3 separate regions of the Homo sapiens genome follow, and all the other regions are linked to region 3. A link is a contact called in ENCODE Hi-C or POLR2A ChIA-PET data. All regions are on one chromosome and are shown on one strand. The core of a region is the stretch at or near the end of the contact, and the rest is flanking DNA. Distances in the headings are between cores, read along the strand shown.

Evidence for each region. A loop is a pair of places that touch in the nucleus more often than their neighbours do. ChIA-PET counts read pairs that join two places held with the same protein, here RNA polymerase II (POLR2A). Pooled maps may share reads with other maps.
Region 1: a map of ascending aorta shows a loop between it and region 3 (2.2-fold over the local background). The contact joins the promoter of LGALSL here to the enhancer-like site in region 3. A Hi-C loop is called at or near these places in 1 of 168 maps with a recorded cell type or tissue (ascending aorta), 1 of 37 single-sample maps with no recorded cell type and 7 of 50 pooled maps. POLR2A ChIA-PET finds 5 or more read pairs at or near these places in 3 of 52 experiments (OCI-LY7, PC-9 and activated CD4-positive, alpha-beta T cell).
Region 2: a loop to region 3 is called in a pooled map, with 3 times the contacts of the local background. The contact joins two enhancer-like sites. A Hi-C loop is called at or near these places in 1 of 168 maps with a recorded cell type or tissue (PC-9) and 1 of 50 pooled maps. POLR2A ChIA-PET finds 5 or more read pairs at or near these places in 1 of 52 experiments (H1).

Annotation. Positions count from the first base shown.
Region 1 is chr2:64,452,736-64,455,435 of GRCh38, reverse strand. It overlaps LGALSL (galectin like), which reads right to left and starts at 1,274. Exons shown (of 5, transcript NM_014181.3): 1 at 855-1,274; 2 at 21-92. The coding sequence starts at 890. LGALSL-DT (LGALSL divergent transcript) reads left to right here and starts at 558. Exons shown (of 3, transcript XR_002959392.2): 1 at 558-911. RefSeq lists silencers at 628-927, 1,018-1,087, 1,098-1,517.
Region 2 is chr2:64,282,347-64,285,046 of GRCh38, reverse strand. No RefSeq gene overlaps it. Among named protein-coding and RNA genes, the nearest start is that of MIR4433A, 57 kb to the left of the region's middle. Within about 2 kb of position 1,271, at least 11 of the 41 ENCODE cell types and tissues checked have a DNase peak (open chromatin) inside an H3K27ac peak, as active enhancers do.
Region 3 is chr2:64,748,700-64,751,399 of GRCh38, reverse strand. No RefSeq gene overlaps it. Among named protein-coding and RNA genes, the nearest start is that of SERTAD2, 96 kb to the right of the region's middle. RefSeq lists silencers at 1-677, 1,009-1,078. Within about 2 kb of position 1,304, at least 36 of the 41 ENCODE cell types and tissues checked have a DNase peak (open chromatin) inside an H3K27ac peak, as active enhancers do; they include OCI-LY7, PC-9 and ascending aorta, where a contact is called at or near this core.

The sequences.
Region 1 (2,700 bases), core at 25-2,524, 300 kb after region 3:
CACAGAGCAAAATCATTTACCAGTCGTGGGAAGTACACGTCCGCTTGAACTGGAGAGCTCAAAGAGTTGTTTAAATGGCCATCATCTAGTTTCTAAAAATAGAAGTACACAGATTGGCTTTCCATGGGCTCTTTTTTGGGGGGCTGGAGGAAGAACCCACACAGATGTGGTGGAATCCAGCAGCCTTCCACATGCACACAGTGTCTGCAGATGATGCCTCTTCACCGTCTCTTAGATAATCTCATCACCCCCGAACAAAACCCATCCTTTCCACCCGGTAGTTAAGCCTCTGAAGATCCGCAGACCCTTCAGATCCAGATCAAAATCAAGGTCGAGGTCCACCGAAGAGCCAGAGCCCCACGCCGGAGGAGGGCAGGCCCCTCTCCAACCGTAAACGCTTCTGGAAGCGCGGTGGGCCAGGCCTGTCCTTCGGGACGTGACTGAAGTGCAGCGGCCGTGCTCAACTTCTCTCGGGAGCCCCGGGCGCCGACCCATTTCCAAGGGGGAATCCCCGGTACGTCGGGGGCGGTGGCGGGGCGCGCGCCCCGGACACACTCACCCACGCGCACACCTGGCTGGCGGTTGCACGGCACAGAGGGGGCTGTCGGGCGTCCCTACCCGCCATCCTCCCCAAACTCCCTCCCCAGCCCAGAGCCCCGCAGCCCGGGAGCCTCTCCAGCCCCTAACACCGGCCGCGCGCAGCCAGCGGCTGCTAACAGGTACCGGGCGCCTTCCCACGCGCCGGGCGCCGGCCGGGCCTGCGGCTGCTCAGCACCCCAGCACTGCTGGAGCAGGCGGCGGCGGAGTGCGGGACGGCGGGGAGGGGCGCCTCGCGCGCGCCCTGCCACACTCACCACCACGGCATCGCTGTCGGCCACTGATCCCGCCATCTTCTTGCCCGGCGCGGCGGGGTACGTGGGACGCGGCGCGCGGGCGGGGATCCCGGGGCTGTCCTGCGCGGGGCGGGGGCGGGGGCGCGGGTCCGAGCTGGCGGCGGGCGCGCGCACACACGAGGGGGCGCGCGCGCGCGCGCCCGGGGCCCGGCGCCGACCTGGCAGGCAGAGCCTGGGAGGAGGGGAGGGGAGGGAGGCAGCGCGAGCTGGGAGGGCGAAGGTGCTTGCCGCGGCCCAGAACGGCCCCGGACCCGGGCCGACGGGGCTGCTTGCTGCCGCTGCCGCTGCCGCTGCCCGACCAAGAAAAGTGGCGAGGGCCGTGCCGCGTCGGCCCTGGGCAGCATTTAAAGGCCTCCGGGGCCCGGCTCGGGAACCGGGAACAGGGCGGGGACCCGGCGGGGCTGCCGCGGCTTGCTCAGCGGGCCCTGCCCCTCGGCCATTGGACGGTGGCGGAGGCCGGGGCGGGAGGGACGGGCCTGTCCGGGTCCGGGAGGGCGGGGGCCCTGTCGGCTCTCACCGGCCAGAGGGTGGGCAGGGCCGGGGCTGGAGAAGTGAGGGCCCGAGCCGGTCAGGTGACAGGTGCTCGTGCCACCCGCGCCCCTCCCTCCAGCCTCCTTCCTCCTGCCACGTCCTGGGCGCTGGTGGGGCGATGGGAGGCGAGGTCGAGGGAAGATTGGGTGCTGGGGGTGGTATTCCAGAGTGGGAGACTTGGCAGGATTTCTTTCAGAGAATTCCAACAAAATCGGGGGAAGGATTCATTCTGCTCTCTAGGGCAGAAAGAGAATGGAAGGTCTGAAGGCTTGCAGAAATAAATGTGTGACCTGAAAGAACGAAGCAGAGAGGACTCAAGGTAGGGACCTTTCTATCCCAGGAGGCTAGATACAGAAAGGTCGCTCTTCCCTGTGGAAGGACAGGCAGGTCTAGGGGTCCCTGGACTCTCTCGAGCAGGAGTCAAAGCCTTACCAAATCAAAGTGGGCGCAGTCACTGTCCTCAGAGAGCCTCCATTGAGCCCTGTTTTTAACAAGTCACTTGCCCAGTCTGGGGTAGTCAGCTTCTCACTGAAAATCTCCTCATACCCTTTGTGGAGTACTTCCCAGGGGATACACACCTCTTTTATTCAAGCCAGAAATTCCTTTATGGCATTTCCACACTAGGACGATTATGTAACTTCTCAGATAAAGCTGTATCAACATATCCTCTATTAGGTGACATCCTTGGCTGAAACATTCCATTGCATGAATCACCGGGGCGTTCTATGCTAATAAGCAGGGAGCATGTGTGACCTACTGCAGTCCCAGAGGGCCCCTCAGAGGCTCCTTTTTTTTTTTTTTTTTTTTTTTTTAAATTGAGACGGAGTCTCCCTCTGTGGCCCAGGCTGGAGTGCAGTGGCGCGATCTCAGCTCACTGCAACCTTCGCCGCCCGGGGAGGCTTCTTTCTTCTAGTCACTGCAATTGGCTGTGTGGCCTAGAACATCAATGTGGCTTTTGTGTCTTAGTTTTCCCTTTATGGACCAGAGCTAATGATGGTAATCTCAGTTGAGCAGGGAGAATTACCTGCACACGCCTGTAAGCCTCACTCATATCCTCTGGAAGTGGTTCTTGAACTAGATAGAGGCTAAAGCGCAGTACGCTTGTGGCTGCAGCACACTTTGTTTACCAGTCTTAGCTCAAAATCACACTTTATTACTTTAAAATGTTAGGCACTTATAGGAAATGATTGACATTTGAAAGCATACTTTAGTATGTATCAATTTCTGAGAGTCTGGTATAGAGAAGAAGCATTAAAGTGCAGTAGTTCTTTATCAT
Region 2 (2,700 bases), core at 22-2,521, 470 kb after region 3:
GGCTCCCACTGAGTTTGCTCGGCTCTGAAGTTGGTCCTGGCTGCCCTCCCGCTGTTCAGCACTCACCCACATGGTCCTTCCTCTCCAACAATGCTGTCAGAAGACTTGCCACTCTGCTCCCAATATGTGCCTGGCCAGGGGCCAGGGACTGGCTGCCGACCCACTGACTACCACTGAGCCAGACCCATGGCTTCCCCTCCTAGAGCTGCAGCTGGCATTTCCTCTCTGCCCCCTGGTCCCTTTGGGCTGCAAAGGAGCCCTCTGGCTCATCTTAATCTAGGCATGGCTGGGGGCTGCTCTTGGGGTAGGCTTTAAAGCCTTCTTTGCTCCATTTTGCAAGTCAACACCCCGCACACCTGCTCTCTCCCTTCCTCTTCTCTCTGTGTTCATCTCTGATTCCTTCTGTTGTTATTTCTCCCCATCCCACCCCTTCAATCCATTGTTCCCATCTACACATAGATATATGTCAGGATCATGCCTCTCTGAGATATCCTCCTTTAACCTCATATACCCTCCTAGCTACTGCCCTAGTTTCTCTCTCCTAACAGTAAAACTTCTTGGAACAATCATCTTCACATATTCTCTCTTATTCCTGCCTTCCATTAATTCCCTTACTCGCTGCAACTTGACTTCTATCTGCACTGCTCCACACAAACTGCTGGAACCAAGGACCTGTGTCCCCGTATTGTAAATCCAGTAGACACTCCAGTCTTTACACGCTTGACTCCTCAACGGAATCAGACACAGCGACACGTGCTCTGTCCTGAAACGCTCCCATCTCCCTCTCCCATGGCATCCCGGACACCCTGTTTCCTTTCTAGCTCCTTCTTAGCTGCTTGCGGCAGTGTCTCTTTTTCTATCTGATCCATAAATGTTGCAATTTATCTGCACTCAGCTCTTCTTCCTGCCTTCTCTTCCTCAGATTTAGGGCCTAAATGATTTCATTACAGAAAAATGAAGTCATTTTTTTCTAACACATTTCAGTGTGGACTGGGATTCATCGCTAAAGGACAGGCAAACATAAATCTTTCATCTCAAACCATGATAAGTGCTTGGAAGGAAAAATTTAAACAGAAAGACTGGGGGAGAGCCTAACTCGGCCTAATTCACACTGGGGTAGGAGTAGGGCGGCCTCCCGAAGGAAGCAACATTGGAGCTGAGACCTGACGGAGGAGGGGAAGTTGCACAGGTGCAGGGTCAGAGGAGAAGCAAAAGCGAAAGCAAATGAAACAAAACAATAAGTGGTAAAGGCTCACACAGATGACACACATATCCCTACCTTCAACCCAGACCTCTTCTCTATGCTGTTGATTACTTATCTACCAACCCTTCCTACCTTCCGAACATTTCCATTCCGGCATCACTCAGGCATCTCAAAAAGTCTGGATTTCCTCACAGGCACTTGTTTTCTCCCCAGACTTCCTCTGCTGTGTAAATGGCTTCATTTTCCCACCAGTTGTTCAAATAGAAACCTGAGAGTTCTTACCAACTCTTCCTTTCCCTCACTCCGCACATCCAACCCAATGGCAAAACCTGTTCCTTCTACCACTAAAATATATCAAGAACCCATCCACTTGCTCCACTGCCCCCAGCCTGGTTTCAGCCACCATCTGCTCTCAACTGGAAGACTGCAATAGCCCTTCAACTGCACTCCTAACCTTTGCTCAGGACACCCCCCAACCCCATGCAAGAATTAATGTGAACTTTAAAGAACAGGAACTGCTTAAAAATTCTGAAACAGCTTCCCATGTCACTTAAATACAAATCCCCTGGCCCGCACTACAGAGTCCTGTGTGATCTGGCCCCTGCCTGTCCTTCCAACCTCACCTGGGCTGCCTTCCCCTTGCTCACTGGATTAAACTCTTATGGCCATCTTTCAGTTCCTCAAAGCCTTCCCTCTCTTGCAGGCTACTTGTCACAATTTAGGTGACTAAGGCCTATATTTTTCTCTAAAGCATTGAGTTCCCATTCTATGGAGTGGTAGAAACGTATCTCAGCCAACTTGGAGTTTCTTTCCTTCTCTGGCGTTCCTCGACAGTTAAGTTGTGCCAGGTCATTAGGCTGGTGAAGGCCTGTCAGTCTTCCGTCACCTGTCCACAAGGGTGTCCAATGAGACATCTTTTATTCTCATAATTGTAGGTCATTGAGGCACATAGATCACCACTCAGATGAGTTCCTGGTGTCTGTGCCCCTTCACAAATGGTGGGCAATCTCCTTGCGGCTTTCATGTCTCACTTGGGAGCCAGGACTCTGCCTGGCTGTGTAAGAACAGTTTGTTCAGACCCACTGCACAGCTATTTCCCAACCCCACTCCCCACTGGACCTCAGGACAGATGACATCTCTGGTCTCCTCCTGTCCCCTCTACCTCTCCTTCCACAGGCCTGGGGGATATTTTCTAGTCCAGGGGAGACCCTGCTCTCCTCAATCCCCACATCCCCCAAATATTTTGGCTATGACTGGAGTCCTATACAGTTCCCAGGGGGCTTTTAGCCTTTTAGGGACCAGAGCTAGGAAGATTCATTTCTTTCTGTTACATCAACCTTAAAGCAATGGGCACCGAGTGCCAAGCAGCTTGGCCTGAGGGATGGGCAAAGGGGAGAAATAACAGGAAACTAGGACATCAGTAAACATTCAGAAATACTGTATTATCCCACCCCATTTGTTCAATGCCCACCTCTCCCACTCTATTAGTTAGAGTT
Region 3 (2,700 bases), core at 55-2,554:
GGAAGCCCTCTCCTCCCCATTGGCCACACGCTCGCGTCCATCACTCCCGCGAGGCGCTCGGATTGGCAGAAGGCGCACTTCTGGAGCGAGGAGGGCCGAGTGACTCCGCGGGTCTCCGGCGCCTCCTCCTTCCCTCCACCCCACACTTGAACGTCCACCCACCTCTCCCCACCCCCCACTCCACTGCCCCCGCCCCGCTCGCGGCAGTGTCCTTAGAAGACTCATTGGGCCAGGGGTGCAGCCAGCCGCTTAACGAGCCGCGCCGCCATAGGTCGAGGCCCACGCCCGTCGGAACGATGGGCCTCACCATTGGGTAGCTCCGCTCCGCTCCGCCCCCTCAGCTCCTCACCCTCTCGTCGCCGCCTCCTAGCTCACCTCTTTCTCGGCCCCCTTACCCCGCCCGTCCCCGCCGCATCACCCCTGTCCAGCTGGGCGGGGATTGCTGTACGACTCTGTAAAGTCTGTGAGTCACTGCACAACCCATCAATCCAATTAAATGTCTTGAGCGAGCCGAGCAGGCGGTGCTGCCGCCCGCCGCCGCTCGCCCCGCCGCGGCCGCCCCTGCTCCTGCTTGCAGCGCCCCTCTGATCCATGGCTGTCTGTCTGTACTTGTTACGGTGTAACATCCTCCTCCTCCTTCTCCTCCTCCTCCTCGGGAGCCGCTGCAACTTCCCCTCAGCCAGCCTCCTCCTCTGCCTGGGGACTGCAAAGGCATGGGATAGACCCAGAGCCGCTTCCCTCTGTCTCCCCTCCAGCCCTCGCTCAATTTTCCCCCCTTTAAATTAAAGTCTGTTCCTCGCTCCTCGTCGTTTTAGAGATTTATTGGTTGGTCTATTATTTCCCCTGATTTTATTTTCCCTCTCTGGGGCAGAGATCGTAGGGGCCGGTGGGTTTATTTTAGGGAGGGGGCGCTCCATCACCCCACCCCTCCGTTTCTCCTTCTCCCTTTTCGGCCGTGACTTGATTTCCCCGCTCCTCTGCGCTCCCACCCCTCGAACTCACCGTCCTGTACTCGAGTGACGCACAGACACCCCCCGCCCACAGCCCAGACGCCCCCTCCCTCGCTGCCACCCCGACCCGTCTCGGAGCTGGACTGGGTGCCGACTTCTTCGCAGAAGGGTGAGTGCTGTGCTGGGTTGGGTGAGGAGGATCTGAAAAAATGTGGTGGCCGGTCCACTGTTGGGGAGGGCAGGGATCAGGTTGTGGGCTGCAGGTTCCCGGTCCGGCGTGGATTTAAGGTGGCGACTCCCTCCTTTCCTCCCTCCCTCGCTCCCGCTTCCTCCGCCCCTCAGCTCCTTATTCACCAGCCTTGCTGTATATCTAGGTATTGCCAGACTTCCACCATCGGGGCATTATAACGCTTATAAAACATTTGGTAATGGCATGCTTTCTGTCTTTAGGATGCTTAGAGAGCAGTGATAGCCACCAATGTGATCTGATAGATTCTATCACCTGCAAAAAGTGTAAAAGGGACGATGGGTACGTTTTCTTCTAATTCAAAGTTAAACTTTTATTCAATAAAGGCAAGGCAGAAAGGTATTTTTAATTTTAATGCGTGGCGATAGGGCAGCGATAAAGCAGAGAAAGACAGATTGTCTAGTGGCATTGCTTAGTGTTTTTATTTGAAAATAGTTTTATGGGTTCCCTATTGAAAAAATATCAAGTCCGTATCAAAGGTTATGAAGTCTTTGAACCTGTTGGGGGAAAGCAAGGTAAGATGGAAATCCAGCTTGACACTTCATCTTTAGCTCACCTCTGTTACAGGGAGGCATTACAACACAGAGTTTTAAATTTCTCAGTCACTGGACACAATGGAGCATGTTAAGGATATGAGAGAAATATGGATTATTTCTCTTTTGATATCCATCTTTTGTGTACTTCATTGCTTGTTCAGCAATGTCATACTACAGAATTTTGTAAAATTTTGATTTGGTTTCTTGGTTGTCCATAGCTCAGAAGTACAAATACCTGTCTATATATGCTTTATGAGGATGTTGCCATATGCATCTTTCATATTTTGTTTGAAATAAAAGTAAAAATTATGAGAAATAGTTGCTCAGAGTTGGCTTCTGAGGTTGCTTTTTAGAATTCAGCTGTTTTAAAATGGTATTACTCTTTTTGAGTCAAGTTCTGGGCTAGTTGTCCACAAGATTCAAATGAGGCCAAACCAAACATGTTTTGAAACATTAAAGTACAGGAAAGGCCTCTTAATAGTTCATTCTCTCCTTCTCTTTCAGAGTAACCAGAATAAGTTGTTACTAAATTTAATTTTAAAGAATAGACTGTTCCTGTACCGAAATCTGCCAAGTTGCTACAGAAATATTTCTTTTTAAAGAGCAGAAATGTGTTTATGATCAGCCCAAAGTAGTAAAGATGAAAAGTGACTTAAATGTAAATGCTGTCTTAAAGAAATGCTTGTCATAAGCCCCAAAACCTTCCAGAGTGTTTCAGGAAGACTTACACAAAACCTTTTTGAATTGTTTAGTAAATTTTATCATGTGACCTTTTTTATGAGTGTAAGACTGAATTATTGAAAGACCTCATAGCACAAGGGAGCCATGCTGCCAGAGTTTGAATCTTACCACCATCCCTCACTGGCTGTGTGACCTTGGGGGACGTTTCTAACCTGGCTTTTGTGGGTTTTGTCCTGTAGATGGAAAGAATGACTTCTCAAGGGGTTGTTGTAAGGTTGCATGAGAG